Regions from separate parts of the Homo sapiens genome. Here regions 2, 3 and 4 are each linked to region 1. Evidence: chromatin contacts called from ENCODE Hi-C or POLR2A ChIA-PET data. All regions are on one chromosome and are shown on one strand. The core of a region is the stretch at or near the end of the contact, and the rest is flanking DNA. Distances in the headings are between cores, read along the strand shown.

Evidence for each region. Hi-C counts contacts between places; a loop is a spot of excess contacts on that map. ChIA-PET counts read pairs that join two places held with the same protein, here RNA polymerase II (POLR2A). Pooled maps may share reads with other maps.
Region 2: a loop to region 1 is called in a pooled map, with 17 times the contacts of the local background. The contact joins the promoter of ZFP62 here to the promoter of CLK4 in region 1. A Hi-C loop is called at or near these places in 1 of 37 single-sample maps with no recorded cell type and 8 of 50 pooled maps. POLR2A ChIA-PET finds 5 or more read pairs at or near these places in 1 of 52 experiments (activated T-cell).
Region 3: a map of gastrocnemius medialis shows a loop between it and region 1 (11-fold over the local background). The contact joins the promoter of RNF44 here to the promoter of CLK4 in region 1. A Hi-C loop is called at or near these places in 1 of 168 maps with a recorded cell type or tissue (gastrocnemius medialis), 1 of 37 single-sample maps with no recorded cell type and 15 of 50 pooled maps.
Region 4: a map with no recorded cell type shows a loop between it and region 1 (19-fold over the local background). The contact joins the promoter of KIAA1191 here to the promoter of CLK4 in region 1. A Hi-C loop is called at or near these places in 1 of 37 single-sample maps with no recorded cell type and 7 of 50 pooled maps. POLR2A ChIA-PET finds 5 or more read pairs at or near these places in 1 of 52 experiments (activated B cell).

The regions. Positions count from the first base shown.
Region 1 is chr5:178,625,450-178,628,331 of GRCh38, reverse strand. It overlaps CLK4 (CDC like kinase 4), which reads left to right and starts at 1,282. Exons shown (of 13, transcript NM_020666.3): 1 at 1,282-1,386. RefSeq lists enhancers at 1,314-1,923, 1,656-2,336.
Region 2 is chr5:180,859,772-180,862,794 of GRCh38, reverse strand. ZFP62 (ZFP62 zinc finger protein) reads left to right here and starts at 1,519. Exons shown (of 2, transcript NM_001172638.2): 1 at 1,519-1,576. The coding sequence starts at 1,576. RefSeq lists enhancers at 476-1,382, 1,860-1,939 and a silencer at 1,310-1,759.
Region 3 is chr5:176,536,086-176,538,785 of GRCh38, reverse strand. RNF44 (ring finger protein 44) reads left to right here and starts at 1,384. Exons shown (of 11, transcript NM_014901.5): 1 at 1,384-1,846. LOC124901143 (a long non-coding RNA gene) reads right to left here and starts at 857. Exons shown (of 2, transcript XR_007059071.1): 1 at 663-857. RefSeq lists enhancers at 391-570, 811-1,250 and silencers at 1,361-1,620, 1,701-1,890.
Region 4 is chr5:176,360,123-176,363,048 of GRCh38, reverse strand. It overlaps KIAA1191, which reads left to right and starts at 1,285. Exons shown (of 9, transcript NM_020444.5): 1 at 1,285-1,447. RefSeq lists an enhancer at 1,210-1,529.

The DNA of each region.
Region 1 (2,882 bases), core at 33-2,532:
CAGTTTTCCAAGTTTCTTTTCAACTTCGCTTCTTGGAGTGCAATCTCCATGAAAATTCAACTTACTTTTTGAAATGCTGTACAATCTCCGAGATTTATCTAAATTTACCCTACTTACCCAAACCAGATGGCACAAGTTTCTATCATGTTAGATCACTAAAGGTATTTCCGTTCCCTCCTTTCACCTAACAGGATAACAGGTCTCCCACATGCTACTGGGCTAATACCCGCAAGAGTTCAACCCTACCCTCCCAAATTTGATTTCTAGCTTTCCCTTTTATCCAGCGAATCCCCGTCAGAATACAGAAGCCAACCCCCACCCCGCCCGCCGTCCCCCCCCACGATCTTCAGTCTCACCTAAACCCTTTCCCTCACTTACGCCCTTCCTTGCTTTGACACCCTATTCTTGGTTCTCCTCCTCTGCTGATCATTCCTTCTCAGGCCCCTTTCCCTCTGGCCCTTGAGTGTTCCCCACAGGGCTCCGACTTTGACCCTAATATTTCTCATGTTACATACTTACACGGGGGAACTGCCTGAGGGTCCTCAGAACTGCAGAATACCTTATTTGAGGTAAGCAAGCCCCATAACGGACTATCACTAGCTCAGAGACATTTTTCAGCCTTGAATAAAATCAGCCCGCAGGGACAAAAAAAAATGGGGAAAACTTCGTTAGGGAAACTTCCAGCGACCTTAACTGCTCAGGAGGTAGGGATCCTAACAGGAAAACCTTGTCAGGAGTCTCCATTGAAACCTCCGGGTTTTTGTTTTGTTCTGAATAGGAGCACGTGCCTTGAAAAGATTAGCACCCCTTGAGCTTGTTTTCTGAGACAGCCTCTTTGTCCGAATCCACCTTAGACTGGAAGCGCCAAGTGGGCAGGACAAGCACCCAGTCCAGGGAACAGCCCAGGGACCAGCCAAGGCCCGCCCTAGGCGGTTTTGGGGCCGTTGTCGGGTGCCGGCTGCGGGAGTTGAGGTCCCGGGGGAGGGGGCAGACACGCGGTACACACTGAGGGCGGGACACGGGCGTTCCTTCCCGGTTCCACCCGAGCCCGTAGAGAACGTAAACACCCTCCCGGCCTAGAGGCCCCGGGACCGGGTGGGCGGGGGGGGGGGGGTGGAAATGCTTGGGCCGCGCAGCCGCAGTGTGGAGGCTCGAGCCCCGCTCTTACGTCACGTGGAGCCCCGCCCTTAGGTGGAGCGGCGGGAGCGCGCAAGGTTCTGTCACGCAGGCGCGTTCGCGCGGCGTAGGTGGTGCTAGAGGCGACTCGGGGGATTCTAGGGCGACGGCGCTGCCGCCATTTTGTGGGGTGTTTGTCGCAGCGGCCGAGGAGGGAAGACGGCAGTTTGGCGACATTTCTCGGCCGAAGGGCCATTTGCTTTTGCGGAGGTAGGGTTGCAGATGGTGTGTGCTGGGACAGGCGGCTGTCGGTCTTTAGGTCTCCGAGCCAGGTGTCGGAGAAACGACCGCGTTAGGGGCCTGGGCTTCTGGAGCTGAGTTGGGAGTTCTGCGAGGCGCTGCTCGGCTGGTGCACGCCGGCAGCACCGAAAGTTGCTCGGGCGTCGCGGTTCTGCCGCTGACCCTTCTCTGAGGGCCCTGGCCGCTCGCGTCGCGGCTCCGGAGGCCGTGGGCTCGCGGTCCCCTGCTGCCTGGCGAGCGCGGCTGTTGGTTAACCCTGTCGGGACCTCTTCCAGCCGGCGGGCGCTAGGACCTGTCGGGAGACCCTTCGAGAGCCGTCTCTGGCATTCGTGTTGTCGGAGATCAAGTCTTCCCCTGGATTCCTGGCCTGGGCCGTTTGTAGCGTTTCGGGGGTTTTCCAGAGTCAAGCATTTGCCCCTGTCTTGAGTGCGCCAAAGGCACTGGCCGGGTGCCCAGGAGCCGGGAGGTGGGGACCGGGCGTCCGTGCAAATCCAGGTGGTTGAGGGCAGTAGCTGCTTGTGAGAGGTGGAAATTTGCGGAGGCTAGTCCTCTGTGCTATGCTGAACACAACATTGTTGCAGCGAACCTGCGTTTCTGGTGGTTTTGCATCTTATTATCCCTGGTTGCCTAAATAGTCCAGATAGGCTTATCCGATCCTTAGGAAACCGCCCCGCAAACTGAACTCGCCAGCCACTTTGTCTTGCCTCATAGCTGTCCTGTGCGATTGTGCTTTTTACACACCCCTACAGGCTTGTAACCCATTAAATGCAGTCCTCTTGGAGCCATCCAATCCTAAACTTATAACCTGTTTCGATGTTTTTAAGCCATGTACGTAGCGTAAAGTTGTCAAGAACTACAGGATCTTAAGGGCAGTGGCGATGGATCTACATATGAGATCCATTGTGTCATTATTTTTTGAAAGATACCTACTCTAGCATGTGGGATGCTTTATTAGAGGCAGTGTCATGATTCTAGATAGCTTTTCTTTTTTATGTATGCGAAGGAACCTTACCACGTAGAACGTGGGTCGGGTGATCTTTGTGCCTCCAGATAAAATATTTTTGAACATTGCAGGGTGAGTGGGGGAGGTCAGAGGCTGGGACTAACAGCTGAATTACATTTGAAGTAGTGAACTTGAGAAGAATTTTGGACTCTCACAACGGAGCTCGTTCTTATTTTAATGTTTGCATATTAACTGATAATTTGAGAGTTCTGTTTTGCTGGAGGTTAGCTGGTTGTAAGCAGACTTACAGTAGAAGAGGAAAAAACAAAACTGAAGAAGATACATAAGTCTTGAAAAAAACTTCATAGTAATGGAGGGTCATAATAATAACGCTCGGTCATCAGATGTGATTTTGCTTGCTATGATTTAAAAATGCTTAACCAAGCTGAGTTCCTGATGTGGTTAAAATACAACTTTGGTATTTGACGGAACGCTTCAGAAGAACTGCACTTGAAATACACAT
Region 2 (3,023 bases), core at 270-2,769, 2.2 Mb before region 1:
TGGCGTGAAGCCCAAATGCCGTCAAGGGTCTTATTGCTACAATGAAACGCCCATTCCCTCTACTTGAGTGAACACAGTGTCTCAGCACCCACATGTATAAAAATGAAAAATAGGCGTCGAGCTGATGCCAAACACCGGCTCACCCCAGCAATATGTAAAATTCATTCAAATAATATAAATAATTTGAGCTGTAAAACAAAATCCATCTCATTACAAGTTGTGCTTCCAAAGCACTTCACTTTTTGTCTAAGAATTAACAGTAAACATTTTGAAATATTTATATAATTTTGCTAATAATCCAGAAAATAACACTAAGAAAAAATGTAATCTACTTTCGTTACGGACATATATGCTAGGATAAACAATAAACAATAAAACAATGCATAGAACTATTTTACACTAGGATAAAATTCAATGAGGCACATAGAATGAAAATATTTTTACAGTAGAATAAAAAGCCGGTGAGGGACATAAAAGTTCAAGGAAAAAAACCCTAAAAGATGTAAAACTTATGACTGTTAAAAGTGGATAATACCAAATCTTCAGGGATTTAGATTCCATTGGATACACTTGAAAGCAATTTTGTTCTTAATATTAACAGCATGCCAAAAATATACCCTTTGCAATTATTTAAACTTAATATGAAAAATATTTAGATGTTGCTGTTTTTAAAAAAGGCTGACTATAGCCAATAACTTAGTTGTATATTTAAAAATAAGAATATAATTTGATTGCTTGTAACACAAAGGATAAATGCTTGAAGTGATGGACACGCCATTAACCCTGATATGATTATTACGCATTGCATTCCTGTCTGTATCAAGATATCTCACGTACTCGACAAATAGGGACACCTACTATGTACCCACAAACATTAATTTAAAAAAAAAAAAAAGGTCTTCAAAGTCATTTTAGGCCCTGGGTTTGGAAGCCGACACCGGCGGTGGGGTGGGCAGGGGGCGAGGTCGCTGCCAAGCTGGCGCCCCGGGTGGGAGCGTGGCCCGGTCCCAGGGACGGCTCCAGGGGCGCGCTCCCACTCCGCATCCCCAGTGCCTAACCGGGGGCGCTTCTGGTGCTGACGACCAGGAAGGGCTGGTGCTCTCGGGCCAGCCCCCAACCAGCTGAGAAGGCAATGGGTCCCCAGCCCAGCGCTGTCCTGCGCCCCTCCCGGATTCCCCCATTTCCCGCCAGGCCCCCACTTCCGGGAACGTCCCCGCACCCACACCTGGCAATGAATCACGTGTTCAGGAACCAGGTAGGCAGGTATTTACTTTATTACCTGTGCCCCTCCCCCAGCCTACCCCAGAAGCTAATGGGCACGGAAACAGAAAGCCCCGCCCACGGCCTCCTGGCCGCGCCTGGAGCGCGCGCCCTGCAGCTGGTCCTCAATAAATAGCCGAGGAGGCGCTCCCCTCCCTCCCTCCCGCCGGCGCCGTCGGCCCGGACCATCGAGTCAGTCCTCCAGCGTCCCAGAGAGGGCGCGGAAGTGCCCCAGGGCCGGCGCGGGTTCTTCCGGCCGTGCGGTCCGCGCTTTTGTCCCGCTGGCGGCCGGGTTCCCGCGGCGCCGCCACAGCCAGTACGTGAGTCCGCGGCCGCCCGCGCTCCCGCCCCCGGCCCTTGCCTGCCACGCCCTCCCCTTTTTGGCCGGGTCTTGGCTGCTCCGCGGGTCTCGGGCGGGATGTGGGAGTAAGCGTGCCCCCTCCCCGCACATGTCTCAGTGGGTGCGTTTCTGGGGAGCGGAGGGGAGGGAAGACCTCGGGCAGGCAGAGGGGTGCAGGGCGCGCCCCTGGAACAGACTGGGCTCTGTGTGGGCCACAACTGCGACGTTTGAACGGACCAGCGTCATGTTAGGTCTGCTCAACGTTCCGAGAAGGGCCAGGGCCCCGCTCCGGTGTTCCTCAACTATTCATCCCTGTTTTGGATGGGAGGGGATCCCTAAAAATTAGCGCTTCAAAATACCCACCATTTCGTGCTCCCTCTGCAGTTAAGTTTGGTACTCTAGGACTTGAGAGTGATTGCGAGGGCAGAGAGACCTCTAGGGGTGATCTGATTCGACCTTCTTCCCCTCCGCTCCACCCCACCACCTTTTTTTCTTTTTTTTTTTTGGTCGGTGAGTGATGATGATAAGCTCCCGCTGCAGGTGTGAATAGAGACCCCGGAGGTGCGTCCTAGCCCTCATCTGGGGAAGCGCACCTGCATACAGACGGGTGCACCGGGGAGGAGGCGACCTGCCGCGTGTTCCTGCAAGCAGAAAAGGAGTTAACTAGGTAGGGAGAGGAAGGTCGAAGAGTTTCTTAGACCCAGGGGACAGCCTGCGGGAACCCAGGGGTGGGACGGAAAAGATCACTGGGGAATGCCAGGGCTGGGTGTGCTGCTCTAAGACATTTAAAGTAGTTGGCCAGCAGGAGCATTTCTTTGTGAAAGCTCAAGGCTTAAAAAAAATAATAATATGAAATATGTAATATATTCATATGGCTGGGATATTAAAAATATAAAAAGTTACCAGTGAAAGATTTCTTCCCATCCCGCTTAGGTATCTTCCTAGGCCCTACCCTCTTAGGTAACCACTTTTGTTCCTTTGTATCTTTTCCGAATTTCTGCAAATACTGGCAAATATAACTAGTTAGTTCCCCCTTTTTTCACACAGGTGATAGAAATCCTTCTAACTCCTTGATTCTTTCACTTTATCTTACTGGTCTCTACATGTCAGAACACAGAAGTTGTGTTTTGTTTCGTTTTGTTTTACAGAGCTGTGGTAAGTATTGGATGGGCCATTGTTTGGATGTTTTCGATGTTCTGTCCTTTTTTAGATCTATTCGGGGGCATTTGGGTTGTCTCCAATTTGTTGTTACTTCAAACAATGGTATACTCAATACAGTGTATTAGGGTAGGGATTTTTACAGAAGAAACTAAACAGCCGTTAGAAAATTATTTTTTTACATTAACTCAACCAGTTATTGGCAGATTGTTACATATGACAAGTCGTTATCAAAATCACTGATGTAGAGTGTTTAAAGAACAAA
Region 3 (2,700 bases), core at 135-2,634, 2.1 Mb after region 1:
TTCAGCATCTTGGTTTCAATTTTTATATAAAATTTAGGATTACGAAATATACCAAAGCAGCATAGAAAATGAGCCCCCCATCCCCCTGCCCCATGGCCCACCACACAGGTTAACAGATGTTAACATTTTGCATTGGCGCCTTGTTTATGGCTGTCTTGGAGATAGCCCCGTGTCGCCTCCAGCTGCCTCTTTGTGGTAACTGCCCAAGAGTCGTTATTGATTATATGCATGCACCCAATATTCATTATTCGACCTGTTCCAGCTCTTGGATATTTAGCAAATTACTGATTTTCTGCTTATATAATTGTGGTGGAGGTAATACCCCATTTTGTATAAATTTTGCCCGGGTGGGTGGGCTTCGAGGCAAAGGAGAACGAGGCTCGGCTTTGGATTAGGTTCACACTCCTGCTCCGCCACACTTCTAGTTGTGTGATCTGGAGTAAGGGAAGGCCCTCACTTTCCCCATCTGTAAAATGAACTGGCTATAGTAATCCCTCCGTCTCATAGCTGCTGAGAGGAATAGAAAACTAAAGTATAGACGCTTCACTGGGCTTAGTTCCCAGTTTCCCTGGCTAGGGAGGTCTCCGCGGGGACACCAAACTCTCAAGCCCAGCCTAGCAGCTAGAGCGCCCAGCGCCTGCACTTTTGCTTTAAACTACAACCTGTTCCCCGCCTCTCTTCCTCCACCGCCACGCTGGGGGCGTGGCGGTTAAATGTCTCTGTGACGTCAGCGCGAGCAGGGCCAATCTCCTTGCCCGGCAGACGTTAGCTCGTTTGCATGGGTGGTCCGCCATTGGTCTGTTGGGCAATCTGGGCCGTACCAGCTTTTTAAAGACGCCGTGTAGTATAAACAAGGAGAAGTGGGGCGGCCGGGCCATGATGTCAGCGCGGTGCTGCAGCTCTTGGGGGTGACGTCATCTCCGGGAAGGTGGCCGGCCCAGGGTTGTTAGAGCCAGCATAACCACTTGGGCCGCTCTCGCCCCGTCAGAGGTCAGACCCATTGCACTTCAGTATCTCAGGCGGCACCCTGTCCCCGAGGAGGGGACCATGACACAGTAAGTCCGTACTGCCGGTTCTCCTGGCGGGACCCATTTCTTCGGCAGGGAAACTGAGCCTCAGAGGCGCGAGTAGTTAGCGAGTTTGCATAGCAAGTTCGAGTTGCAGCCGATCGGTTTTGCCCACCCTGGGGTCTCCCCATCTTTATGTCAGGATATGCGGCCCCGCCCCTTGCTTTTGACTATGGCTGCGGTCCCTTTAAGTGCGAAGGTGGGGGCGAGGAGGAGGTTAAAAAAATTCAAGATGGTGGCCCACTAGTCACGTGCGTGGTCGCGGCGAGTGATTGGCTCTCAGGGCGGAGCTCCCGGCGCGGGGCGGGGCCCCTGCGGGCTTGCAGCGGGCTACTGTTTGCCGGAGCCTCCCGGCGCGCCCCCGCGAGCCCCCTCCCGTCTGGCGCGCGACCCCGCCGCTTCGAATGTTGTGAATCAAATGTGGGGTTTGTTACATTCCGCTGCCGCCGCGGACAGTTCTTAAAGGGCCAGCCGCCGGCTGCCGCGCAGACCCAGCTGCGTCCTGCGCCGCCTCCCGCTCCCTGAGGGCCTGGGCCGAGAGAGACTGATCGCGCGTGGGCCTCGCGAGGCAGACGCCGTCGGGCGGACAACAAAGAGAGAGGCCCCGGAAGGAGCCGGGCTGCCCCCGGACCCGGGGGTGGGGAGGGGAGCACATTGTTCCGCAGGGCGGGAGCTCTTAAAGGATCCAGACAGGCACCCCCCCCCTCCCCCGCCCCCTGCCCAGTTTGGCCGTCCTAGATCGGGAACAAAGGAGTCAACGTGTGGCCGGGCGGCCAAAGGTGAGTCGGTGCCAGGGCCCCCAACTTCCTATTCCCCCACCCATGGACCTTCTGTTCCCCTCCCCTGGGAATGGGGGCCGTGATCTAGGTGGCTCCGTAGGGGTTAATCACGGGCGGTCCAGACTGCGGGCAGCGAGACCCCAGGGATCAGGAACCCCCCCCAAGGCCCCCCGTGGCCGGGCCGTATCTCCCCTCTCCTGCAGCTGAGCGCTGCGGTTGGAGAGGAAGGAGCCGCCCCCCTCCCCCTGCGGCCGCCACTTCCTTTGTTGTTGCTTTTGTCTCACGCCGAGCACATGGTCCGGGATCCTCGGCTCTTAAAGTCGCAGCGTTCTGGCCCCTGCGCTGCAGTCTCGCCTCCCGCCCCCGGTGTCCCTCCGAGAGCGGCGCAAAAGAGTAGGAAGCGGACGAGGGAGGCCCCTCTCGGGGCTGTGTCCGCGCCTCGGCCCCCCAGCACTATGCCTGGGGAGGGGTGGCTGGGTAAGCTTCCCAGAGCCCCACAGCGTGCACTTGGCCCGCGTTGGGGAGCCCCCCCTTCCCCAGGACCCTGGTTTCCTCCCCCACTAGTGTGACCACCTGGTTTCTTCTGGACTCTTCTGGTTTTATTTGGGCGCTGTGGGAAGGAAAGATTTCCACCCCCATTTTATAGCTGTGCCAACTGAGGCGCTCAGAAGCAAAGGGATTTCCTTGACCAAGGTCACTAGGGAGTCTTCTCTCCTAGTCTGGTGGTCCGGCCCTCAGCGGCCTCCAGGCACCACACGTTGGGAAGCTCTGCTTGCGCTGGGCAGAGCCTGCTTGTTTCGGGTGGGGTGTGGGGAAGTAGGAAGGGGGGCTTCTCTTCCTGGCTGAGTCTGCTC
Region 4 (2,926 bases), core at 36-2,535, 2.3 Mb after region 1:
AGCCTCTGAAAGTGTTGGGATTACAGGCCTGAACCACCGTGCCCAGCCAGAAAAAGTTGTTTTAATCAAATAGTAACTTCCAGGAAAGTCTTAAGTTTTCATGTATTTGTGGCTAAGAAATAAATGAGATGATCCCACCTTATGATCTACATAAGGGTGCAAAGTGCTATTTCTTCCTTTTCTGACTGAGAGGTGATATACATCCCTTCCTGTGGTGGATAAAGAGCAAGGTGCCAGCTTTGCTTCCACAGAGGTTAAAAAATATGGCATATTTTAAAAGCTCCAAATTAACAAAGGAACACCTTTAACACACACACGCACGCACACATATACACACAATTATACTGCAATGTAATTGTGCTGTTGATAAGCTAATTATAGAATTCATCAAAGACTTTAATTCTTAGTGCACTCAAGCACCCTGGTCTGGAAACAGCGCTTAAGTTTCAAGTCGCATGAGCAAGGCCTCTCAGTTCTGCCAGTACGGCTGGAAGCCTCAAATGCTGAAATCTAAATGTGACATTCACCCTGCACCACCAATCATAGCTCTCCTGAGATGAGTTTTGATGGCGAGCTTTGGACTGGGGTAGAAACGTGGATAGATTTTTGCAAATTCTGCTGTAACTTCGTTGCTTCGCCTTCTTTGTGAACCCTTCAGGGATAAGAGAAGTCTTCCTTCAGGATGTGACTGACACCTCAGCTGGCGCCTCTAAGCCTCACTCTCCTTTATGTAAAAGAGAAATGATATTAGGATCGCCTTCCCTAGGGGAGGCAGGTGAGGTCGGTTCCCTTTTTTGGTTCAGCTACTAGTACGAACCCTGCCTAACCCCGCTGTTTTGGGAGACAGTCCGTGCTCACTGCACCGCTTGCTAATCGAAGTGACTTCTCATCTCTCCCAGTCTCAGCTTCACCTCCGTGAAGTGGGAAAAACAGGATGACAAGTGCTCGCACTTGGCAGCCCTTTTTGAGCCTTGAGGGCTTGGGTTTGTGGGTGTCATTTTACTATGCTACCTCCGTCTTCCCTTAGCTTGTCACGGACCCAGGCACAGCACACGCGCTGAGGAAGTGGTGGTGAAGTGTGGCGTTTCCTCTCGGGGCTGGCGGATTCCACACTCGGAGCTGCGGCTCCACAACTCGCTGGGCGGCGAAGGGCATGGGGAGGGGGCGGGTCTCGCGATCGTGGACAACAACTCCCAGCATGCCCTGTGCTCCGCTGGGCCAAGTCTCGCGCGAGATCCCGCGGTCTCCGGAGGCTTTATCTGCAGTGCTGCCTGCCCGCTGGGTGGTACTGCTACCTAGTGGGTCTTGGGGACCTTCGAAATCGCCGCCGCTCTCACAATGGCTTGGGTCCAGACTGCGCCACAGCCTCTCGGGAGACGTGGGCCCTCGGAACCTTTTTAGTGCCGGACTCCGGGCCGCAGGCAGTCCCGCGGCAGCAGGATCACAGGTGAACAGATGGCGGGCCTGGGCCCTCCCTTGGGGCTGCGTTCTCTGGCGATCAGGAGGGGCGCTTCCGGCGAGGCCCGATCTCGGGGCCCCTCCAAGCCACTCCCCTCTCCCCGCACCTCTTAACCCTTCATCCCGGCTTCGAGCTCGGCTGGGTCGCCTCTTGCCTCCCTGGCTCCGCTCTCTGGGGTCTCCGTAATGGGGCTTCTCTCCGGGAATGCCCTGCAGCTCCCGTACGGGCTTCCCCTCCGCTTCGTGGGACCAGCCCAGCCCGAGCCCCCGCGGCTTGTCCTCAACCTCATCTCCCCACACCCCGCCTTCGGCTAGGGTCCTGGCCCTAATCTTAGCCTGGAGGGGTGGGTGAAGCAGCCGGCCTTTCGTATCCTGGCGGCACCGTCTTGTATATTGTGAAGGAGAGGCAGAGGGACGGTGAGCTGGGGGGTGGGGGCACAGGGAAAGGGAAAGGGGAAGGGGACGTGTCTGGGGCGGGAATGCTCCCTGGACTGGGAGGATGGCTGAATTCGGCCTTTGCGATGCTCGTTAGTGAAGAACTATCAATAACTTGTTTGCTCTGTCTGAGTCCTATCGGGATAGAGGGACGGTGTAGCAAGCTGAAAAACAAGAGTAACTTTCTCAGGCCCTCGTTTTAACTCCCCTGTAAACTGGGCATGAAACTACCTACCTTGCGCACGGACCACTTATCTGTGACCGTGGACAAATTTACTTAACTCCTCTGATTTTTAGTTTCCTTCTCTTTATTATTATTTTTAACATTTTTTTAATTTTTTTAATTTTTATTTTTGAGACCGAGTCTCACTCCGTCGCCCAGGCTGGAGTACAGTGGCTCGATCTCGGCTCACTGCAACCTCCGCCTCCCGGGTTCAAGCTATTCTCCTGCCTCAGCCTCCCGAGTAGCTGGGATTACAGGCGCCCGCCACCATGCCCGGCTAATTTTTGTATTTTTAGTAGAGATGGGGTTTCACCATGTTGGCCAGGCTAGTCTCGAACTCCTGACCTCAAGTGATCTGCCCGCCTGGGTCTCGCAAAATGCTGGGATTACAGGCGTGAGCCACCGCACCCGGCCAGTTTCCTTCTCTTTAAATTTGGGATAGCCTTTCTGTAAGAGATAGCTTAAAAAAAAAACTGGGGTCGGGCGCGGTGGCTCACGCTTGTAATCCTAGCACTTTGGGAGGCCGAGGTGGGCGGATCGCAAGGTCAGGAGATCAAGACCATCCTGGCTAGTGCGGTGAAACCCCATCTCTACTAAAAATACAAAAAATTAGCCAGGCGTGGTGGCAGACGCCTGTAGTCCCAGCTACTTGGGAGGCTAAGGCAGGAGAATGGCGTGAACCCGGGAGGTGGAGCTTGCAGTGAGCCAAGATCGCGCCACTGCACTCCAGCCTGGGCGACAGAGTGAGACTCCGTCTCAAAAAAAAAAAAAAAAAAAAATTGGGATTGGGATAAATAATATCTGCTTTGC